3 separate regions of the Homo sapiens genome follow, and all the other regions are linked to region 3. The links are chromatin loops, found by intact Hi-C in ENCODE. Cell type or tissue: endothelial cell of umbilical vein. All regions are shown on one strand.

What was found. Peaks named below come from ENCODE experiments on the same cell type or tissue, not always from the same donor. Only the 100,000 strongest peaks of a DNase experiment are listed, where the experiment ranks them.
Region 1: it touches region 3 in a loop (4-fold over the local background); 2 of 110 quality-filtered maps call a loop at or near these places.
Region 2: it touches region 3 in a loop (6-fold over the local background); 21 of 110 quality-filtered maps call a loop at or near these places.

What each region holds. Positions count from the first base shown.
Region 1 is chr11:12,284,577-12,292,576 of GRCh38, reverse strand. It overlaps a transcript of MICAL2 not described here. Among named protein-coding and RNA genes, the nearest start is that of PARVA, 89 kb to the left of the region's middle. In endothelial cell of umbilical vein, CTCF peaks have their summits at 3,808 (motif pointing left) and 4,845; DNase peaks (open chromatin) are centred at 3,806, 4,566, 5,416 and 6,456; H3K27ac peaks cover 4,070 bases.
Region 2 is chr11:12,811,476-12,819,475 of GRCh38, reverse strand. The region is part of intron 3 of TEAD1 (TEA domain transcription factor 1); the gene reads right to left. Among named protein-coding and RNA genes, the nearest start is that of TEAD1-AS1, 110 kb to the left of the region's middle. In endothelial cell of umbilical vein, a CTCF peak has its summit at 4,555; DNase peaks (open chromatin) are centred at 4,125 and 4,495; H3K27ac peaks cover 849 bases.
Region 3 is chr11:12,688,976-12,696,975 of GRCh38, reverse strand. All of the region lies in intron 2 of TEAD1 (TEA domain transcription factor 1), which reads right to left. Among named protein-coding and RNA genes, the nearest start is that of TEAD1, 19 kb to the right of the region's middle. RefSeq lists an enhancer at 2,369-3,568. In endothelial cell of umbilical vein, no CTCF peak of the experiment used is centred here; DNase peaks (open chromatin) are centred at 3,075 and 4,145; H3K27ac peaks cover 3,017 bases.

The sequences.
Region 1 (8,000 bases), 400 kb after region 3:
TGTATCTCATGGAGACCTGGCATGGAGTCTAAACCCTGTAAAGTTTGCTGAGGGAATGACTGTGTCCTCAGGGATGGCTGTGAAGGAACAGCAGGAGCTTTTGTGAAAGGTATACATGAAGGCAGCTGGGGTAGACCCTTGACAGAGTATCTTCTGGCGCTGGCTTTGCACTTAGGTTGACCTATGAGCACGTGGAATCCAGAGATAAGTGTGGAAGGTGGGAAGAGTACAGGTAGGTTAGCTTCCTGACACCTGGGCAGGACCCTCAGGGACACTCACCTGAGGCGGGGAGGAACCATCTGGAGCATTCCCAGAAACACTGGTTGAAGAAGAAGATGGTGGGGAAGATGAATGGGAAGACGATGAAGGAAGAGGAAGAGAAGGAGAAGGGTCCTTAGGAGGTGACATAGTTCTTTTGTTCACTGGCGTCAAACCTACCAAGGAAAGAACACACTCTTCATTACAAAGGTGTTATTATTTTATCAAGAAAAGAGGAGGCTTTAAGTGAAGCTCCAATTCTATAAACAGTCAGAAAGAGGAAGATGTCAGAGCCTGACTCAGAGGTTCCTGGTGCCCAAGGCGTGGGACTCAGAGGAATGGGTAGAGCAGTGGCAGGGTCCCGTGGGGCAAAGGAAGTCCCAGGGTGAGAAGTCTAATAACCATTGTGTTTCAGACTCATGCGATGATGCTCTTGAGAGGTGTATCAGGGCATTTCCAGAACATTTCTTAGAAATGCTCATCTGCCTCCAAAGAGCATCCTAAAACCATTGTGGTTGGGAGCTGGGCTGTGTTAAATCACTCAGTCAATAAACCACCTGAGCTTTCTTCCCACAAGATGCTAGACCTTTAGCCATGGGCACAGACAGGATAGACATCCACGACTAATGAGATGGGCTCTTTCTTCTCATATGTGTGCCAAGAGGCTCTCAGACAGGAAGAGTCGTTTGAGATTTTAAGAGCACACAAGAGAGGGAGGTTACAGTGAGTATCAAATCATTGGAAGGATATGGAGTGGGCCCATGCCAAGCTCCTGTTGGTCAGGGAACAAACAGGATACAGTGTGGCTACTCAGAGATGGAGGTGAAAGGAGTGGGGCAGGGCCCTGAGGACAGGCCTGGTTCAGTGCTGTGGGGGGCTGAGATCATCTAGTCTGCTTAGAGCAGAATTCTGACAGTCATAGCCTACTGTAAGATCAACCAAGCTCACATGTGCGCACTGTCTTCCTCTCCCTCTCCCCTCCTTCTCCCGCTCTCCCCTTCCTCCCCTCAAGCATGGTAACCTTAAATCTAAAATCTCAAACATTTTGTCTCCATATTGGGTCATTTGAGATCACTTGTCCTCAAATTGATTCAGTAAAATGCCATGCTCTTTTTCAGATCTGCCCTCTCAGTACCTACCCCCAGCCCAACCAGCTCTCCCATGAACCGTGGTGGCACGTAGGGATGTCCCCCAGAAACTTCCCAGGACCTCCACGTGGAACGAGTCCACTCTCTTGTTCAACTCCCTGCTTCTGGCCACTCAGCGGACCCATTCAGATTTTCCTGCAGGGTGTGTAGCCTTCAGATTTTCATCCACTTCTTAGCGCAACACAATCCCCTGGTCTTAGTTTCCCCAAAGCTCTGAGTGAAAAGCTCTTCCTCAGGGACCCACACAGGCCAGGCCAAACCCAAGTCCCATCCCAAGAAGAGTCCCATTGAGTCCCCTCCACCCCCAGGAGGCCACACCGTTCTCGATATTCTGTCCTGCCTTCCCCCATACATCAATGCGAACATGTGCGACTGTGTGTCCCAGCCGTGGGCTCTGAACAGATGGCACCACACGCACACGGTCAGCAAGCTCCCAGAGGGAGGCCTCGCAGAAAGCTTTGGAGGGAAAAGGTAATTCTGGGAACAGATCTGATCTGAGGGCGGCAGGAAGGAGCTGCTGGGGAGGCGGCTGGCCTGCCTCCCACTACCGCACCCCCATCGCAGCCCACGATTAGAAGGTTCAAGCCTAAAAAGGCAAAAGTTGTGAGTCAGTCCTTGCCTTGCTTCCCGTTCTTGTCCTCAGTTTGCCAAATTCCTTCTTCCCTTCCTCCTTGCACCCTCATTCTCCCTCTCTGCCATCTTCTGAATCAAACTCCTTCACTTGCCTCAAGTCCCCTCAGCTCAACAGACTGCCTTTTTGTTCCCCCTGAGGATCCCTCAGGGACTTCCTGACAGGAAGCCAGGGCCACCTCAGGAAACAAGCCTGACAGAAACACCTCAGGTCTCACGAGGTCATGACCCAGAAGCCACTCCCTTCTTCTCCTTTCTCTAATCCCCACTCCCACCCCTGCTAGGGGGTCTCTTTCTCTCCACATGTGGTCCTCATGCACTGCCTTCAAGATGGAACTCCAGCAGGGCTTGAGGAGATGGGGGAAGCAAAGCCCCAGCTCAGGCCGAGCCCCTTGTCCCTGGGCTGCCATTCAAGCCACTGCTTGGGAGGTGGGCACAGCCTGGGGAGAGAGGTGATGAGAAACCTACCCTTCCTGATGCCCACTGTGTCTTGGGGTTCTCTCAGAAGATGGTGAAGGGGAGCCTGGAAGTCCACTCCTTCACACACATACCAGCTGCCTGGCTCTGAGCAAGTTACTTAACCCCTGTCTCCTCATCCAAAAAGTGGGCTGTCTGGTGCAGCTTCATGGGGTGGTTGAGCAGATAACATGGGCTAAAAAGAGATTGCCAGTTGGCCAGGCATGGTGCCTCACACCTGTAATCAGAGCACTTTTGGAGGCCGAGGTGGATGGATCACTTGAGCTCAGGAGTTCAAGACCAGTCTGGCCAACATGGCGAAACCTTGTTTTTACCAAAAATACAAAAATTAGCCAGGCATGGTGGTGCGCGCCTGTGGTCCCAGCTACTCGAGAGGCTGAGGTGGGAGGATCACTTGAACCTGGGAGGCGGAGATTGCAGTGAGCTGAGATCACGCCACTGCACTCCAGTCTGGGTGACCAAGTGAGACCCCATCTCAAGAAGAAAAAAAAAAAAAACAAAAAAAAACAAGAGGTGCCCAGTGGCACAGGACACAAAGTAAAAGCTAGTTGTCAGCAAAATATGAACTCCATTAGTTTCCCACCCTCTCACGCACTCAAGCCGCGTCCAGTAAAGACATTGCTGAAGCCCTGGCCCATTCCAGAGGGGGCTGCACACTCTACCCAGCCAGGATTTCTCCAACTCTTGAGCCAAGAGCTCCTCATTGGCCAACTCACATCCCCCTCTGCTGGCCGTTTCCTTGAAACCTTGGTATGGCCCACCGGGGGCTGCCTTGCCTTCTGCAGGGGTCTCAGTCACACGTGCAGCTGGCCCTTAGGGTTGTTTTGTGCGAAGGAGGCTGATGCGCACACCAGCGCCTGAGTTTCAGCATCCAGGCTGCCTCTGGGTCAGGCGCTTGTGCTACCTCCTCTCTGGGCCCTCTGGCAGCAGCAACCTTTCTCGTAGATCCTAGAGGTCATCTGGCAGCATGATCAGCTGGGGAGGGTGCCCAGGGCAGCCACATATCCCCTCCGGCCCTCCCACCTGGGGCTTGGGGCCAGAACCAGCTGTGATGGGGCAGTAATGCCTCTGGACAGGAGGGATGGTACCATGCATTCTGCTCCCAATGGCAATGCCAGCCCTGCTCCCTGAGGTTTTCTTTTGGGCAAAGTAAAGACAATAAAAAAGATGGCTCTCGTGGCTTTCAGCTCTGGGGATTTTCGGGAGACTGGGACTCCATGGTGCAGCTTCCCAGAACTTGGAGGTTTTGCAAGGCTCAAATCCCCCTCAAAGTCTTGGAGCGCCCTCTAGGGGCGGCAGCCTGAGCAGGCCTGAATCCATGTCCTCCCTTTGTACGCAGTCCAGCCAGCTCGCTCCTTGGTTCCTTACTTCATTCATTGATTCAGCAAACAAGGATTGGGTTCCTCCTCCGGGCCAGACCATGCTAGACACTAGGCTGATTGAAATGATCAAAACTCAAGCCCTGCCCTCAAAGCAGCTTTTGTATACTCTCGAGAAACGCTGTGCAATACTCCTTGATAACTAAAGGCTGAGTTTCCCAGGCCCATCCCAGACACCATGGGGCTGCTCAGCAGTCCTCTTGCTCCTGCACCTCCCCCAGCGACCCAGCCCTATTGGGAGGGTCTCCCACCAGCCTCCCTGCTCTCACCCCAGGCTGGGAGCTTCCTGAGGAGGGACTGATCCCCCACACTGGTGGCACACAGTAGAGTGGGCTGGAAGCCTTGGGATGGACCCTACACTCATATAGTCCGGGCCTGGGCAGCAGGCTTCCAGGGACTTGGGGAGGGCCAGAGCAGGGCAGTAAAGGCGATGACCCATGTGTGGCAATGCTAGCTCCTCTGCCCTCTGCTGTCGCCGCTGGGGGCTGTCAGAGGATTCAGGAGTGACTCTAGGCTGTCCTCAGATGAAGTGGCCTGCCCAAGAGTGCAGCCCTGGGTCCTGCTCCCAAGGTGCCCCTGTCCCAGCCTGACCTGGTGTGACGGTGGTGCGTCTGGGGATGGTGGGGGAATGACTCACTGGCTGGGAGCCTTGACTCAGAAGGAAGGAAGACCAGGGCTCAGTTCCAACTGCAACAACGTTTCTTGGTAGAAACCCCTGTCTAAGCCAAGGCCTTTCTGGGTCCTCCTCTCCTAGGGTGAGGCTGGAGAGGGAGTGGGTGTGGGGGGAGGTGGAAGGCAGCGATGAGCCTGGAACTGGATGAAGAGTCTCTGCCCCTCGCTCAGGGCCTGAGGAGGTAACTCTGCTCAGTGAGTGCTGCAGTCCCTGGATCCCCGGCCTGCCTAGATGCTGTGAGACTGTGCGTGTTCACTGCGCCCCCTGGCAGGGCCTGCCGCCTCAGCACCTGCCACAGCCCTGCTCTTCCCCAGGACACTGGGACCAAGGGTGACTCAGAAAAAGGAGCAGGTGTGTATGTGTGTGTATGTGTAGGGGTGTGAGTGTGTGTGCGTGTGCATGTGTGTGTGTGTGGATGTGTGGGTGTCTGTGTGTAGCATCCTGTTTTGTGTGAGGCCGTTAATCTGATGGCCCAGTCTCACTCCAGTGTACAGAATCAAATCATAGAGTTCCTGAACCTCAGTTTACTCATCTGTATTTCAAAAAGCTTAGAGGCAATGATGGCTAAGGCCCTGTCTGGGTGAAACTGTAGAATCCTAAGGCTCCATAATTCCTGAGCCAGGGGTGGGGTGGAGGGGGATGGGAAGATCTTGAGTCCCTTGGAAAAGGCTCCCTCTAGTCAGCAGTGGAAATAAAGTCAAGCTTATATTTTATTTCTTGCCTCTGACAACCAGGAGGCCATGCCAGAGAGATACCATGTAAGGAATGAGAACGGCTGCCCCTGAGAATTAACCAGAGATCTTCTGCCCAGCCCCAGCCTCCCACCCCCAGAGAGCTAGTGACTCACTCCACCAGAATTCTCTCCTCCAGTTCTGGTATTTGCTTGGGGTTGGAGACTGGAAGCTATTGGCCCGTTGCAGAGCTGCTGTGGAAAAAGAAAGGGACAGGGAAGATGGGGTGGGAGGAAGAGTCCATTAAATGTGTAGAGTAAGTAGGAATTTATCTCCTATAGCTCAATTACCACAAGTCAATAGACTAATGATTATAATAGACTGAACTCTCTCCTTCCCTCACACCATACTGCTGTCCCCACAACACACTCTACCAAACTTTTCATTTGTTCACACATCAAATATTTTTGTGTTTTTGTTTGCTTGTCACCAGGCTGGAGTGCAGTGGTGGGGTCATGGCTCACTGCCCCCTCGACCTCTCGGGCTCAAATGATACTCCCACCTCAGGCTCCCGAGTAGCTGGGACTATAGGCATGCACCACGACACGCAGATAATTTTTTAATTTTTATTTTTTATAGAGACAGGGTCCCACTGTGTTGCCCAGGTTGGTCTCAAACTCCTGGGCTCAAGTGATCCTCCCACCTCGGCCTCCCAAAGTGCTGGGGTTACAGGCATGAGCCACCACACCTGGCATCAAATATTTGAGACCCTGCTATGGGACAGGTACCACCCTCAGAGAATGCCTCAAATTATGAACCATCATTACTAAGATCATCAGTGAGCATCTACATGCATCTATGCGTATATGCATATGTGTAGACATATTTATACATGCATGTGTACATACGTACATGCACATATTCATTCATGTCAGAACAGTTATTTAAAGCTAAGGTCATCACGGGCCATCAATGTTCCATATATGTAATACATTAAAAACTGGAGCTGCTCTGATTGAAGCCAGGAAGCTGCAGGAAGTTCTACTCTCTGCCTCCCCTTTCCCCACAGAGCCCCCCAAACCCTTTGGAAACCAGGTTTAATTGAGGCTGTGGACCATCATTGCTGTGGCCCTCCCTTGGCCTGGTTCCAAGGGAAACATATTTGCGGGACACTGTACTTCCTGTGGAAGACCCCTCTGCCAGCTGGGCCTTGAGGATTAGCTGAGCAAAATGAACATCACATGCAGAAGAAAAACAGGTCTTGGTCACTTAGGGTGTGAGAGTGGGCAGTGGGGTCCACGTGTTCCCTGTTCCCAGGCAAGGCCTGCAGATGCATTCCCAGGCTTCAGGCCCCTGCGCCTCCATCACTGCTGGAGAGAAAGGATGGGGACGGTGAACATCTGAATGTGCACACAGGCAGGGCCAGGAAGCATGAACGGAAAGGAAGCCCAAGGGCATGATGTGGGTGTGGGAGATGGACGCAGGGAGGGTCTGAATCCAGGACCCTAAATCCAAGGCCCAGCTAGCCCAGCCCTCTGTCTTTCTTTCTGTCTAGAAACAGTCCTAGATATTCCACTCCCTGCCAGGTCTCACAGTGGAACTCTTTCTTAGCAGCCAGGCTGTGGAGCACAGGTGACAATTACTACCTGGGGGCTTTCCTTCCTCAAGACCAGCTCCTTCAGCTCCTCTCTTTCCCTTACTCCATTTGTGAAAATGCCTTTGCAAAAATTATAACTGAGAAAATTATGACAGTGACAGAGATCTGACTTAACCAATCCCTCTTGCTTCTAACCTCCACCCTGTCTTTGTTCATTCCTGGGCGTAGGCTGAACTAACTTTGGGAGGAACTTAGTTTATAGTTTAGTTTGGAAACAAAGACGATAACAGCCCTTTCCCCAGACAAACCCCCTTCCTGCCTGGGGACAAGACTGCCTTTGCAGGACTAACAAATTAGCCGCAAGATTAGAAATTGTGGTTTAAGAGTCATGCAGCTGGAAGTTGCAAGATTCCGAACCTTCCCAAATTGCATCTTGAGGCTAACATCACTATTGTAAAGCCTAAGATCAGTGCTTGGGATATTTTGCAGACTCTGCGCTCAGAGGTTCAACTGGCACCACCTAGATTGATAAACTGGCTCATCTGGTCTTTTAGCCCCCACTCAGGAACTGACTCAGTGCAAGAGGACAGCTTTGACTCCCTATGAGTTCATCTCTGACCTGACCAATCAGCACTCCCCATTTTCCGAACCCCTTCTCAACAAATTATCTTTAAAAATCCTGATCCCCGAGTTTTCAGGGAGACTGATTTAAGTAATAATAAAATTCTGGTCTCCTGTACAGCCAGCTCTGTGTAAATTAAACTCTTTTTCTATCGCAATTCCCCTGTCTTGAGAAATCAGCTCAGTCTAGGCAGCAGGCAAGGAGAACCCTTCGGGTGGTTACATTTGGAGGCGCTTCATGTCTGCTCTGTCTGGCAGGTTCCCAATCCCACAGGCCTGCTCTCAAAATCAAGCCCATGGGTTTGAGGAGGAGCCTGTATGGATGGGCACACAGTCTTCCCAGCTCCCCATGAGGAGATGAATAGCCCACCCCCCAATTGCTGGCTGCCTGGGCTTTCCAGGCTGGATGTTTTCCATAAGGAGCAAGCAGGTCTTAAGCACAGCTACATCCTGCTGGCCAAAGCTAGCCTCTTAATCACTTAATGAAGACATTTCTAAAAAAAAAAATTGCATAAAGCTCTAATTGCTTCTTCTTAGCTTGTAACT
Region 2 (8,000 bases), 120 kb before region 3:
TCCATCTCAAAACAAAAAACAAAAAACTTTGTTACCGTGAAACACAACACACACACACATACAAGTGCATAAGGCATAAATGGACTGTTTAAATGAAGGGGTTACCAAGTGAATATTTATATAGGTAACTAATTTTTTTAATTAAAAGAATCATTTAAAGCATTTCAGACAGCAAAGTGTAAAAAAAAAAAAAAAAATCACCTCTGCACAAGCACCGGTGATAATGGTGCCACCTTGGAGTCACTCAGTCACCAGTACAAGAGGAAGATGCTTAAATGCAAACCTTTCTCTTAATTGGCTCATCATCTGCATCATATTCCATAACCCACTGTCTGGATCTGGGTCAATATGTGTTCCAGATTTTCCAGGACAATCCCAATTCTAAAGTTTAGGTTCTCTGGTCCCCATAAACCATTAAAGGTAATTCAAATTCCTATAGATCTCCCAGACTTCCTGTTGAACCAGAAAACAAAAAATAAGGAATTGAATATATGAGTCCTGATTTGAGGCTCCAGATACATTTACTGTTACTCTAGCCTATGTTTTGTGTCTGCTTTCTATTTGTAGCTCTCTTGCAAAACCTAAGAGGATTCAGTTGCTTCATATTGGTCCCAAGTTAGTACTAAGCTGACTCACATAGATTTTCTTATTTCCACCACTAAGCATGATAAAGGTTACAAGTATTTCCGGTGCAATTATAAATTGCATCTGCACACCCCAGCTTGTAAGTACCTGCGGACAATTTCACACTACTGTGGTTCAATGTCTCCCTGTTGCCCTCTAAGCTTGAGAAACCCATTGATATTGAACCTCCTCTGACAGCAAAGGCAACTGAGAGTTCCATGTAGGGGAAGAAGGGAGGACATCCAAGGAAGACACACAGAAAAGCAGTTTGGAGGAGCTGGACTTGACTGGTCCTCTCTGACTTAATGACCTTTCTTCTCCCAAGGAGCCGGATGCCGGACTCAGGGCCATTAGCACCACCACTGATCTCCAAACCAGACATGTCCCCAGGGAGGCCCCAAAGCCTTACTTCTTTAACTTTATTTTTCAAGTCTGAAAAAAAATCCCTTGATGAGATCTAGCCACATGAGAACTTTTCAAAACATATTTATAAACTCTTTATAAAAATAGTAACAGTGGTTCTGTAAGACAATGTTGGTGACACCAAATTTCATGGAGGCAGGATGTAGAACCTTGAGAAAGGGATTTTGGGAGACACATTTAAAAAGATTAAGTTGAGATACACTCTGGGCATACCAGCTGTATAACGTCATATAGATGAAAAGTAAGCATGCAATTCCATTCTCTCAAGAGTTTGGGACAAAGGTGAAAACTAAAAGGTGTCTAATGGTTATTGGCTGCAACCACCCACATATATGAAAAGTAATGACAGCATGTCTCCCAATTTCCTATAGGTTATCTGCCAAATTCCTGCCTCCTTCCTAAGAAGACAGAATCTGCAGTGTTTTCTTTGCCATCCAGATATACCCCATGTCATTATAAACAAACGCCGCTTTCTTTGCAGCTAATAACCACAATGTGTGGGTAAGAAACCTCTCCAGTATAAATCCGTGGGGACAAAGCTGCATTGTGGGCATTAAATAATTATAACAATCTGACATGAGTCAGAGGACTGTGTTTCAATGGCCCTGTTGCGCTTCAAACTTTCAAGTCAACCCTGAACTCCCTTTCTTGGCACTCTGTCCATGTGCTGGGCTACTGTGAAACAATTCTCATTCTTTATAGTTTGGTCCCATTGCAAGGAGCTGGCAACGTGGGTACTCATGAAATATTAACACGTTAACATTGATTTTTTTATAAGTGTGGCCAACAGTGGATCAATTATATTACTATGAAAAGCTTTTCATAATTCATTTGGGGGGCATCAAGATCTCATTTCTGGACAGCACACGGATGATGAAGTCGACAAATTTTGAAGAGGTCGGCACTCACAGGCACCGAATACATTAAATGTGATAGATGGTGTAAACACTCCGTTCACAAAAAAGGGAAAATGTTTACATCTGGCAAAATAATTAAAATAGGGTACAACAGATCAACAAGTTGGGAATTAGGTACATGCCAGTCTCTCTCCATAAACAGGAGCAGGAAAATCTCAAATGCTGGCCATTTATTCTCCGTCTGGCTGACCACTAAATGTTTATTCTCATCTCCTTCAAAAGTAAAATTGGCTAATTTCTAGGTGTTAGAAGAATTATTTCAAGCTACGCATGCTCTGAAGTGCCTTTATTCCAAGAACATTAGTAGTTTATTACAAATTCTGGCTTTAAAGGCGTGAGATAATAATATCAGCGTGGCAGAATCCAATTCAATCCAAGCAGCGCAAGGCCTGAAGAAACAAAGGCAAAGTAGCTAGCGTGAGCCCAAGGAGTGCCCTGCGCGAGGTTCTGCTGATCCAGCAGCGAGTGAACATGAGACACATTTCAATTGGGCAGTGTGCATAAACCTCGCCTCGGCTTTGAGGGAACGCTGCATCACACATGGAAAGAAACACTATTCCAAACCAGCGGGCCTCTGCACATGCTGCCCTGATGGCCAGAGAAGGCATCTTGAAGAACAGGGAGGGGTGCAGCAGTTGTAGGTTCTCTACATTCTCATTGTAATGCCATCATCACCTGTGTCCCACTTTGTCCCCTCCACTAAACCATGAGCATCTTAAGAGCAGGAACCAGGTCTTACTCATCTTGAGATCCCTGTCCCTAGCACTGGAGAGTCACACAAAAGATGTGCTAAATAAATAGCCACAGGGTGTAAATTATCCCTCTCACTCTGGAAGTCTTGTACCTGGCTTGTGTATAGCAACTAAACTCACCCTCCTCCTTGCACTGGCCCACTGCATCACCAGGAGAAAAAAGTCACCCAAAGAAAACGTCTTCCTGATCTCCACGGATTACAGCTCCAATGTGGAAATGCCCCTAATAAGCCAACAAAAGTTTTCAGTTACCTGGGGCGTGTAAGCCACTACAAATACCAAAAAGGGGGCGGGGTAACTTAAAGTGTTGAACCTACCCTGAAATCCCCTGGAAAAAGAGCGTGCAGAAGAAAAGGGGCTCCTGGGGCAAATGACCAACAACTTTGGCTCAAGTGTCCTGACAACAAGAGCGTATACAAGAGAACCGTTCTCAGAATGCTCCTCCAAAATCCTACAGGGGATTTCCAGAGGGCCTAGTGAGAGTGTGGTCAGAGACACTGGAATGAGAGAGGGTGGCAGCAAGGCGGGCAGCTTGACTTCATCCAGCCTCAAAGTGGGACGTGAGTGCAACAGTATCGGATTGATAAAAAGCCACCCGAGTGCAGGCACAGTGCAAAGTGGGAAGGCTCACAAGCCACCTGGCATCAGCACCCCCGTGACTGCCCAACAGAAGAGACAGGAAGGCAGACCGCAGCTTGCTCAGCCTTAACAGAGGCCCTGTCTAGGTTCCTAAGAATTCTCAGTCTTCTGAAAACCTAAAAGGACCTCAGTCCTGGGCATATCAAAACCTGAAGTGCTGTAACATGTAATTTAAAAGGATTAGCTCTACGTCATATACATGATCTTAACTTGCTGGCTCTTCCTTCTTTCCTCTGAGCCATGAAGTAACAGGAAAGAATTCATTGATCTGTACCCGCAGGCAACAACTTATATGTGTTGGTGTGGCCGACACCTGCTCCCTCATGCACCCCAGTGCTGAAAACACAGAAAATTTGTCCTTTGGCCCCATCTGTGTCCTGAAGAACACATAAGTAACACATACACATATATCACAAATGCCCTTAAAACTGTTGAATTTCTATACTTCTGCCCAGATTACAATTTAGTCCAATCGTCATCACCCAATCATTGAAGCTACTTATTACTTGGTTACATCTAGTTGAAACACCTGTTAAGAGGGGCATACCATCATGTCATGGCCAGTTTTAACTAAGAGGGAAGGTCCACACACATATGGTTACACACTGTGTTTTGCATTTTTGCAGCTTGGGTCCATTACAGTTCTGTGACCTCTTCTCCAGATTCCTCTACTTAATATTCATATTTTCCAAATTACTTTAAATAACCCACAATCAAGTACGAATAAAATATGTGAAGAACAAAAACCAAACGGAAACAGCTGGGGCAGAGAGAGCATTATTTATGTTATGTTATAAATGAGGGCAGTGGCTAGCTATCTGGGAAGGGAGGGAGGGAAGAAGAAAGGGAAAAAGGAAGGAAGGGAGGATGGGAGGGAGGGAAGCTTCTGAGTCCCAGCAGGCCTGTCTTCCAGCCCACTGCGGGAGATAAACACAGTTTCTGTTTAAAACTCACCCCCTCTGAGATTTGGGGACAGGGGCTCTGGAACCCACAGAATGAAACCTACCCTTATCTATAAACAAAGCCCGGCTTTGATGTTGGCCAGCTTGCCTGCGTCTTTCCCTTTTCAACTGAGGCTTATCAGCAGAAACATCTCCATTAAGCACTTAGTCAGCAACCATTACAGGCCCGTTCTGCACTGGATGCCTGTTTCTGAGAATAATGAAAGAAAAACGCATATGCCTTGCCCACGTGGAGGCAGCATTCACTGATGGGTGCGTGCGCTCCGGGACGCGTGCACACACACACAGACACACACACACAGCTCGGGACGGACGGGGACACACACACACACACACACACACACACACACACACACACACACACACACACACACACACACAGAGCTCTGCGATGGTCAGGGGTGGCTGGACTTGAGATCAGAATTCCTGGCTGTCTTGCTTACGGTGTGACAAGCTTCCTAACATGTCTAAGCCTCTCGCCCTTGCTGCTATTAGGGGATTAAATGAGATGACATGCGCAAAGACTCTCAAGTGCTGTCACGCTCTTCATTTATTCGGCTTCTGAATCACTTCCAATCTGGTCTTCCCTTCCATGGCACTAGGCAGAGCCCTGGCAACCAGGACAGGGACAAGACCCTCAGGCTTCCTAAAGCCAAAGGTGCCTTCCCTTGCCCAGCAACAGAGGTCCCCTTCCAGGCAGAGCTCTCTAGCCAGGCCAGCGGGGGCCTGAGGGGGTCAAAGATTCCAGCTGCCCTTCCTTCAGCGCTGCCAAAGGCCCCTCACACACTCTGGTTCCTACAAACTTGTTTCAAAGGGAACAAACTCTGTTGTCAAGAGCCAGAGTGGAAGCAGCACCCAAACACTGCCCCAGTGGCCCAGGACTCCATCACTGAGGACAGAGGCTCGCTTGAACTCCCCGGGCGTCCAGGTCCCCTGAGCGTGGTCTCTGGCCTCGGTCAGACATCCTCCTTCCAGAGAGAGCAAACAATGACATCCACTGTCAGTGAGACCACTCTCCATTCCTCCCCATACGTCAGCCCTGGTGACCAGTGAGCGTAGCAGGCAGCAAGCAGGAGGTGAAGGGGAATGAGACACGGCTCCCAGAACAGCTTGTTTGTGTCCAGCTGTTGAGAACCTTGATGCTGTGCCAATGGGGAAAGAAACATCCTCCTTGCAGCACTTCTTTTCAGGGCCTCGGACTTGTGGTCAGCACCTCCCAACCATGTCCAAGAGAGAGCTGGACACAGGCTACACCCCATCCTCTCTCCTCCACCTTGGCTGGTGACTCAAGGTGTAGGAGGAGAGGACACACCCCAGCTAAATCCAAACACAACCAGGAGATCCCAGATGAACTTGCAGTTCAGCACGCCACCCCCTGGCACCACTGCCACCCCTGCAGACGGGCAGGAAAGCTGACAAGGACTAAGTACCCACTGTGAGCCAAGTGTGTCATGGTTAGCATCTCAATGAATCCTTATACAGCCCTGCAAAGAAGGTGCACACTGAAGTTTGGAGAAATTAAGTAGCTCACACAGTCACACAGCTCTTATCTCAAAGAGAAGCCTCTGGGCTCCTCATATTTCCAGAAATGGAAAGCACAGTTCTTGGCTTTGATGTTACACTGCTTATCAAAAGCACCACTGTAAAAAATGAAACATACACACATGAAGTATGGGAAATGTTATTTTCCCAGGCCCACATTTGGGATGTCCAGCCCACAAAGACTTCCAGAAGGGCAGAAGATGATCCACAGTGCTCATCCCACCTCAGCAGCTTTTCTGTCCCGGCGATCCCCTAATTTGGCTCACTTGAGGCACTCTTAAAGGTGGCTCTCTTGATGGCTGATTGGAAGATGGCACTGCCATAACTTCACAGAGAAAAGAAACCCAAACACCTTCCCTGGCATCCTTCCACCTCCAATTGCCAAATATCCAAAGTGGTGGAAGCTGCTTCCAGGGCTCCCAGGGAGCCCCCAGTTTGCCCACTGCCTCTACAGCTCCACCTCCCTCAGCACAGTATCTTGACCTAAGACTGAACTCCTCCCTTCCAGCTCCAAGCCGGCTGGACTGTCTGGCTTGCCCTCCCAGGCCACGTCTGCTCACTGATAAAAGTTCACTAGGAGCATCTGGACACCAGCTATTCTGCTCACGGACATTCTCCCTGCTCAGACAGACACGACAGTCACTAACCACAGACCCTTGCCTTTGTGCCAGGAGGCTGCTACCACATTAGCCCCTCTTAACAGTCTAGCTAGTACCTTAGAAAGGTATTGTTCTATTGAATTCTTGCTGTATTAGAAATCTCACTGGCTGCAGAGAGGACCATTAGGGGTGATTTACTCTGGCTCAGTGTTCCTGAACCAGAAGAGCACTGAGCCACGACTTCCCCAAAGGGAATGATTTGGTGAAGATGCATGGCCTGATTCTGGATGTAGTGGATTCACATGTACCAAGAGGGATTTGAGGAAAATCTATGCGCTTCCAGCATCTCCTGTATTAAGCCTTCTCTTGATAAATTTCATAGGTTTTATATTAGATATTCTATCTGGAAGAAGATGAATACCAGTAATATTCTGGAGGGAAAAAGTTTACTTTTAAATATTTACTTTTTAAAAATTTGTGTCAATGTGAATCTGTCCCTCTACCATCCCCTACAATATTTATTACAGATCTGCTGTCCATATTAGGCTCTGAGCTCTTGCAGGATAAGGACAAACATGTTCAGTGTTTCCATCTCTCCAGTGACCAGCAAATAGTTAAGTACTCTTTTAACCATCACCTTTTTGGGATTCTAATAATGATAATACCACATAGGGATCAATCATGCATGCTATGATGTACTCTTCCAATTAACTCCTGAAATCCTTTCAGTCACATCCATCCCCAAGCATCACACCAGGAAGCCATCACTGAATAAGTGGTGGCAAGAGGGTCATTTCCCCTACCATCTCTATAAACCCAGGAAGCAATTTTCTCAGTCCACAACCACAAGCCACGAGCTCAAAAGCCCATGTATATCATAAAGACAGTGTTTCTGAGCACCACCCCGGCCCTGAGGTTAGCTATGAATGGTGCATAACTCTCTGTGTGAGACGATCCATCCAATCGCAGGTGTGTGTCAGTATAGGCAACTAAATAGTGGCTTTCAGGGGCTCTTTTCAGCTTAAGAGACAGGAACATCATAAAGCAAAACAGGAAGAGACTACGTCCTACCGGTGTGGCTGAGCCTGTTTGGGAGAAGTTCGATCTACAACACCACCCCAGACATGAAAGAACTTAGACACACCACCCTACCCCCACCCCCACCCCCACCCAGATACACATATACAGTCTATGATAACCGAAGGCCTGCACCCCCATCCCGGGATCCTCAGTGGATTCGGGGCCACTCCACTGTGGGCAAGACCACTCCCCTAAGACCTCTCACAGACCTATTCCAACCCACAGATCTACTCCAACCCACTGTTCCTCTCTGATTCCCTGGACTTCTGGGTCCCACCTCAAGCTGCCTTGCCCCAGAGACCACAGACGCCCCTCTCCAGCCCTGACTCCTGTTTTTGTTCTGCCTTAGCATGAGGATCCCTGGCTTCCCAGATGCTAATGCCGAACCCTCACACAGACCTTGGAGAAGACCTTGTAGGAAAAGTCCTCAACAAATTCACAAGAGGAAGGTCTGCATATCAG
Region 3 (8,000 bases):
GTCAAGCCTTGAAATGTTCCAGTCTGAGACAGGGTGGAAGTGGGTAGCCCTTCTTGTTCCCCAGTTAGCTAGACAGTCCAGGAACCGGAGTCAGTTCCCTCAAACCCAATACACAGGAGAGCACAGGGTCCAGGACAGCTCTATCTGCTGAGGGGAGCAGCCCTGCATGGCTGACCAAGCAGAAGGCACATGTAACCAAATGGAGCTCCCTTTGCTGAACGGGGCCTCCCTAGGACAGCACGCAGGGTGTATTTCCCAACAAACTAGTCGGCCAAACACCATTTGGTTTCAATTAACAGAAACCCACTCCCACTAACCTAAGGTAGGAAAAAACGGTAAGGGAATACGAGTTCATTATAAGGCCAAGGCGTCCATCTGAAGACCCCTGAATCAGAAACTGCAGCCAACCCTCACAAGAGATGGAAACCAGGAAATAGAAAACCATCAGGAAATGAGACTATTCCCTTGGTCTCTTGTCTCGTCCTCAGCACAACTGTGTTTCCTTGTCTCTCTGCAAAGTGGCTTTATTCCACACTTCTCTATACCCATGGGTCAAACATCTACTCCCCAGTTAGGGTCTCCCTGAACTACAGTGTGAGCATCAAAGACAAACTGGGATTGCTATCTCAATCCCAAAAGAGGCAGGAGACAGAGTTTAACTCAACTTGGCTCAGATAGCCCCACTTTGATCCAAGAAAAGGTGGGTGAGCTGGTCCTACTATAGAAAGTATCTACCTGTCCAACACAATTACGAAACAAAAACAAAACAAAAAAACACACACAATGTACATGACAGCCACTGAATGAACTCCGACCTTTGTTAAATCCACAAAGTTTTCCTAAAGTATCATCTTGTCTTCTTAACCACTCTAAGGAGGCACAGCTGTACAGTCAGAGCCTCAAATAACAAGCAACTGTCTTCTTTGTAGCTTGCTTGCTTGTTGGTTGCCTGGGTTGGAGGAAAAAACCACTTTGTTGCTATCAAATAGGAATGTATTTCTGGTTCCTCCTTTTTTCTTCAGAGAAGAGTTCTTAGCAGGAATCTCACCTGAAAGGGGGCAGAACCTGGCTAAAATATGGCAAGGTCTTGGACGGCATGAATGCAAGGGTTGGGGAGACACAGGCACAGTAGAAACTCACACAACACACAAACAGAACTCAAGCCTTCTGGGGCAGGCTCAGAAAATAAAATAATCTGCCATCTATAGGAAATATCTGTTCAGTGTAAAGGTTAAGTGAGGCCCCTTCCTTACAAAAGCCACTGGGTTTTTCATAAAGTAACCCCAAAGAGTCCATCAGTCTGGGTCCATTTCACTTAAGGCAACAAACATTCCTCACAGATCATGGGCTGTGCTCTGTGTGGTTGCTAATAGGATAATCTGTTACAGGAGGCTTACAAATCCATTTACATTGATTTTAATTAATTAATCAATCCCTGGCCCCGAACAACTTGGTCTAGAGACGATAAGCAATTCAAGATTCAGTCTCTAATCCCAGCCTGAAATCTACATGAAAAAGAAGTTAACTGTCAGATCAATGAAGGACAAATAAAAATAACTGGATTTGTACCTCTCTTAACATAAGGAAAAATCTCCTCCAAGTTTAGACAGTGACTATTTACATGTTAATGAGAGTAATATATTTTCACAGTGATTTCCAAAGAAACTCACCTAAGACTAAGGAGTTTTTGTACCAGCCTGAAATCTGGAGAACCACAGCCAGAAATTATGACTCTCAGTCAAGCCTCTAAAATCAAAATGAGCCCGACTTTCTCAACAGCTTATCAGAGCCTTTTAGTGAGGCCTGAAGTTGAACAGAAAATTACCCAAACACAAAATACAAACGACAAGTAAGAACGAAGTGGCCCTCGCCAGCCTGGCTGTGCGCTGAATTAGCCACACTTGATTAAAAAGCCAGGCAAACTTTTGCATTTGCTTTTATTTTATTCTTTACAAAGGCTGAAATAGAATTTGACCTTTCTGAGCTATTGCCAGCTATGAATTGGAAACAAGCTCAATTTAAAAGGTAGCATCAATATCTAACTGCTCATCATCTCAAATTTTTTTCCATCTTCCTCAGTGTCTTTTCACAGGGTTTGTCTACCCATGCTATTTTTAGACTTCTATCAGAACTTCCAATGACTCCATATAAACCTACAGTAGGGGGGAGAAGGGTCTCATTTCAGTCCCATTTTCTCAAATCCCACGCTAGCTAACACCAATTAGCGTAGAAAAAGAAGGTAAGAGTTGGTAAATGAAAATGAGTCACACTCAATTTTAATTTTTCTCAAGATTGAAAAAGCTCATAAATTCACAAGTAAAGCACAAAGCAACAGTGAGTCCCAACTTCACACAGAAACACCAACCCAACTCTGCTCTGACTTGGGTACGTACACAAAGTGGGCACTGCTCATAAAGGAGAAAAATAAATACGAGTCACAGCAGACCCAACATTGGGAGACAACTTCGTGTTTCTCCCTTACTCTTTAAAATATTTAATAAAACAGTTATAAAACTGATTCTGAAGTCAGGAAGACTGGCGTGAAACACTGCAAAAGGAAAAAAAAAAAAAGAGGACCCTGTATATAAGGAAGTAAACTGCAAGTAAAAGCAAGAGACAGGCCAGAGCTTGGCAGGCTGGCGAGTGTGTTAGTTTGTTCTCTCGTCTCTCTCCCCTCTCTCTCTTTTTTCTCTCCTTTCTCTCAAGTGAAGAACAAACAAAGAGTCGATACTTCAACTATACATATGGAATCCAGAGCTTTCTGCCTAGTGTCGGCTTGCATGTCCCCTAGTTTTAGGATTCACTGGAACACTAAAGCCCCTTGAAACATTTGCCATGTGTTTGCTGGGGCACTTCCCCGGACTCAGCCTGCCGCCTTTCCTGGCTGAGTTGTGCCGGGCCGCACAGCAGAGCAGGGTGTGCCAACGCAGCCTGACATTCAGATCAAGACCACAAATTATAAACAGTTTCAGTAAATTGACTCAAGTGCCTTTGTTCCTCAGACATACATCTTCCTACCGCTTACAAAGGCAGGCAGCAGAACCTAACCACCAACGCGGCTATAGCCAGGACTGGGAAAGGAAGTTATTGAAGCCTGGATTTCCTGCCTTTGCTTGTAGCCAAGAACTATGAGGCTTGTAGTGGTTTCAGGAACTGACTCATCTCATGATTCATGGATAAGATACTGCTTTTAATATGTTTCTGACCCTAAGATTCAGGAAAATCAAAACCAGTCTGAACCTATGCTTCACTCTTATTTGCAAATGAATATTCACAGCAAAATAAACAGGAGGACAACGGTTACCGAAACAATGAAAACATCATGCCAGTGGCAGGAAAAGTGGAATGCAGGCATCACATGGGAAGCCGTCATCAAAGCTTAATCCATGGGCTGCGACTTAACAGCGTTTCAACTTCCCAAAAGTGGATAACAGGTGGGATAAGGTTTATTTTTAGATGTCATTCCCCTAGATGTAAAAATAGATTTAGCACAGCAATATTTTAATTCAGGCCCATCTGGGGTTGTGACTCTAAATATCCAGGATGTACAGAAGCATGTAGCTTAAGATTTAACTGTTCCAGTTGCAAACCAGAGTTCAGAGTGAGCAGACCAATGATTAATGGGTAATAAAGGACTCGCATTGGAACTCATTCTCTTAAATCATCCTCTGCTAGAAGGCTGAAATTCTGTATTTCCACCCATGTGCTGACTGGCCTTCTCTGTCCTTTACTGTGCGCATGCACACACGCACACACACATGTGCACACAGCCCAGGACTTAAAAGCGAAGTTCTTTAAAAGTACTAAGCACCAGGGGCTCGCACCTCTGGCTGCTTTCCATGATGTTCCCTGTGGATTTATTCATCACAAAGAGGTCCCCACTAGAAAAAACTTTTAAAGCCTCCCTCATTCATGGATTGTTGGGTTCTCCCCACTATCCCCACACAAGACATTAAGCACAGGACCAGTAGGGGTGGTTTTCAAAAGCCTTTATGGGTTTCAACACAGCCCAGTTGCACAGAAGGAAAAGGGGGAAAAGAACACAAAAAACACAGGCTGTTCTGTGGGGTGGGGGTGGAGGAAGCAGTAAGAACAGTTGACCAGGCAAGGCCAAAGTGCAGGGGCCGGCTGGCAGGCGCTGCATGGCTGGGCTCCTCCAGCAGATTTACTGACATGACGTCAGTGGCTCCAGTCCAGCTTTTTCTTTGGTAGCTTTTACCACTTGCCTCCTGAAGCCTCCACTATGTTAGGGAGCCACAGGACCATAATGAAAATTCCCTTTGTGAAACTGAGTTTACCGCGGGGCACAGAAGCCTGCCTTGTGAATTACGGGGCTCTTCCCCCTACTCTCAGTGCCCACGGAGGAAAGCGGGGGCGGGGGGGAAATAAACCCCTACAATACTGTACTTTCCTTTAATACAGAGGAACCATTACATTAAGCTTGCGGCTTTAAAAAGAAAAAAAAGCCGGGGTGGTGGGTGAGGGGCATTAAATGTGTATCCAAAATTTCCCAGGCCAGGATGCTGGTTAACTTCTCAGTGGTGTGGAGAATGATGATAATTTCAGGACTATTCACTTGTGCCGTCATGAGACTGTGTTGGCTGCACTGTGAACGCATACAGCTTTGTTTCACCAACAAAACAAAAAAGTATTACTGAAGCTAAAACTGTAGGTCTGAATGGAAACTCTGAAGAAAGCATTAGAGCGTGTCTTTAAAATGAGCCCTGCTTTGCTGGGGGGACTGGGGGGTGGTTGGCCTAAGTGCATAGTCTATGATGCACCAACATGGGCATAAAACAATTTCCAAGAAGCAAAGACAGAAATTATAATACTAAAAATAAGTTTAATAGCAGACTTGTTAAATAAAAAACACTCATCTTAGACTTGCAGGCCTACTACTATAGGCCCGCAGCACTAAAACAATAGCTATGTTACAACTAGGGATCCAATGCATAAATCTATCTAAAACTACAAATCTTTAACTTATTTAAGCTTATAAAAATAATAGACTAGTGATAAATTCTTTAAATGACTAGGACATTAAATACATTCTATTTTAAACACTTTGGAGAAGAAGTACAAAGCTTAATTCAATCAATATTTATTGAAACAGATGAGTACAAACGTACCCAACAATACCATCGAAATACAGCTTGCAGCCTGAATGGCTCACGGTGGTAATAAGATAAGGAATCTCTCATGTCCTGGTTATGTATACAAGGAATAGAACAAACTATCAGGCAGACATGATGAAGGCAATGACTAAAGACTTCTGTGAAGCCTACATTAACATGAGCTTTGGCCTTCAGGAGGCAAGTCAAACCACAAACCATCCATGGTAATTCTTCAGTTTGGTCTTTTTCTTAAGGGAGGAAAGGACAAGATGACAAGCACAAGCATGAAAGTGGCAAATGAGAGCCAAAGAGGCCAGGCATGAGCAAGTGTGCAAGGAAAGCTTTTACCACGATTAGAGTTGACATGGCAGGCAGGATCCATTTCCAAAGGTGAGCAGATTATTCAACTGAAGGAGTGGGAGGAGAAAAAAAGCAGAGAACCTAGCACACACATCATAGCCTAGAAACTCCATTTCTCACTAAAAGGAACCCAAACTCTGCAGAAATGGTTCATTCTATCTCCCAGAATACACAAGAGGTTGGACAGCAAGGAAACTATAAAAGACTATTAATAGGGTCACATCAAAAGGCCACAGGAGCCAACTAAAGAAATTCCCACTGGCCAAAGATGAAACAATTTGAGCATCAGTAAGAGGAGGAACTGCAATGGACTGAAACGCATTCAATAATTTAAAATCAGTGATTGCCTAATGATATGCAAAACAAAAAAAAACTATCTTTCCTTTACAAACTATATGCTAGGTTAACCATATAGTTGCTAAGAGAAACCTTCTCCATAAAAAGAGGAATGGGTTGGGTGAGATGGCTCACGCCTGTAATCTCAGCAATTTGGGAAGCCGAGGTGAGCAGATCGCTTGAGCCCAGGAGTTTCAGACCAGCCTGAGTGATGAAACCCTGTCTCTACAAAAAACTAAAAAACTAGCCAGGCATGGTGGCGCACTGACAGTCCCAGCTATTTAGGAGGCTGAGGTCAGAGGATCACCTGAGCCCGGGAAGTCAAGGCTACGGCAAGCCGGGATCGCATCACTGCACTCTAGCTTGGGTGACACAGTGAGTGAGACCTGTCTCCAAAAACAGAACTAGAGTATCAGAGAACCACCAGTTTGCAAAAACTACATGAAATAATAGATACAGGCAGAGATCATCAATCAATGGCACTAACATCACAGAAAAAGTGACACTGTACATTGTGTGCCTCCTGGTAGAATACTAGCTATGAAATATTTGCATCAAAAAAGTTTTTAAAAACCCTGAATTAGATCAAATGTCAACATCTAAATTTCCCATTTATAGGAAATACAGAGGATAAGAGAATAAAATACACAGCACCATGGAGATACAACTGCAAAATCCAGAACGAGGCAGTCTAGAAGAGAAACACAGGGGCTTCTGTAACAAATCAATTACAAGAAAGGTGGGGATGTGATTTAAAGAGTTTTAAGAAACACAGCAACCAAATATAACCTGTTGATCTGGTTTGGGACCCTCATCTAGACCAGCCAACTATGAAAAAACATTTATGAGACAATCAAGGAAATCCAAACAGTGACTAGATATTTGACATTAAGGGCTTATTATTTTTTTTTTTTTTTTTTTTTTGAGACGGAGTCTCACTCTGTCGCCCAGGTTGGAGTGCAGTGGCGCAATCTCAGCTCACTACAAGCTCCGCCTCCTGGGTTCACGCCATTCTCCTGCCTTCAGCTTCGGGAGTAGCTGGCACTACAGGCGGCCGCCACCACGCCTGGCTAATTTTTTGTATTTTTTAGTAGAGACGGGGTTTCACTATGTTAGCCAGGATGGTCTCGATCTCCTGACCTCATGATCCGCCCACCTCGGCCTCCCAAAGTGCTGGGATTACAGGAGTGAGCCACCGTGCCCGGCCAACATTAAGGAGTTATTACAGTGCTGGTGTGATCACGGTATCAATAGTTGGTTGTTTTTTTTTAAAAAGAGTCATATTTTTAAAATATGTACTAATTTACAGATGAAACGGTATGACAACTAGGATTGCTTCCAAATAATCTGGTGGGAGAGGAGCCAGGAGTTTACAAGAATAGCCATGAGGTGATGATTGCTGCTGGGTGATAATGGGTGCACAGGGGTTCAATTGCCCTCTACTGTACTAAACTTTCCCAAAGCAAAGACACTGAAAATCTAAAATAAAAATAAGATTCTGCTCCTGACCCCCTCCTTCAAAAAGAGAGACAGATGCTACAGAAGAGGTACTTGGCACTCTACTTCACAGCTGCTGGATGATGGTAGTCACAATCATAATTAGCAGCAGCAGCTAACATTTATGAGACACTTCTCCGCGAGTCAGCACTGTGCTCACCCTCACTGAACCTGCACTATAACCCATAAGGAAGGCACTTCTATGTCCATTTCAGGGGTTAGGAAACTGTGCTTCAGAAGGATAAAGAGGTTGCCCAAGGTCAAACAGATAAGTGAAGGAAACCTGTGTCATTCCACAAGTTCATAAGCATAATGCGGATGAGAATGAGTTATGTTATTCCAAAATAGTAACAACTATCAAGAGTGCTGGGAACTCTATAAGCCAACAGATTCAATCCAGTGTTAAAGAGAGCAGAAGTGGTGCTTTTCTGATGACCATTTTTGGTGAAATGTAGTGAACTGCAGGGTAGAGTCTCTGAGATCTTAAAGTGATAAGAGCAGAGGAGAAAGGGTGAAAAGTGGAGGCAGGAAGGGTGGATGTGTTTTCCAGGGAGGAGGGAGAGACAACAGAAAATATGAAAACAAAAGGGAAATAGCCTGTCAAACTAAAAATTTAAAAACAAAACAAACAAATAAACAACAACAAAAAAAAAAACAGAAAAACAACAAAGCAGGAAATCCAGCAAGAGGGGA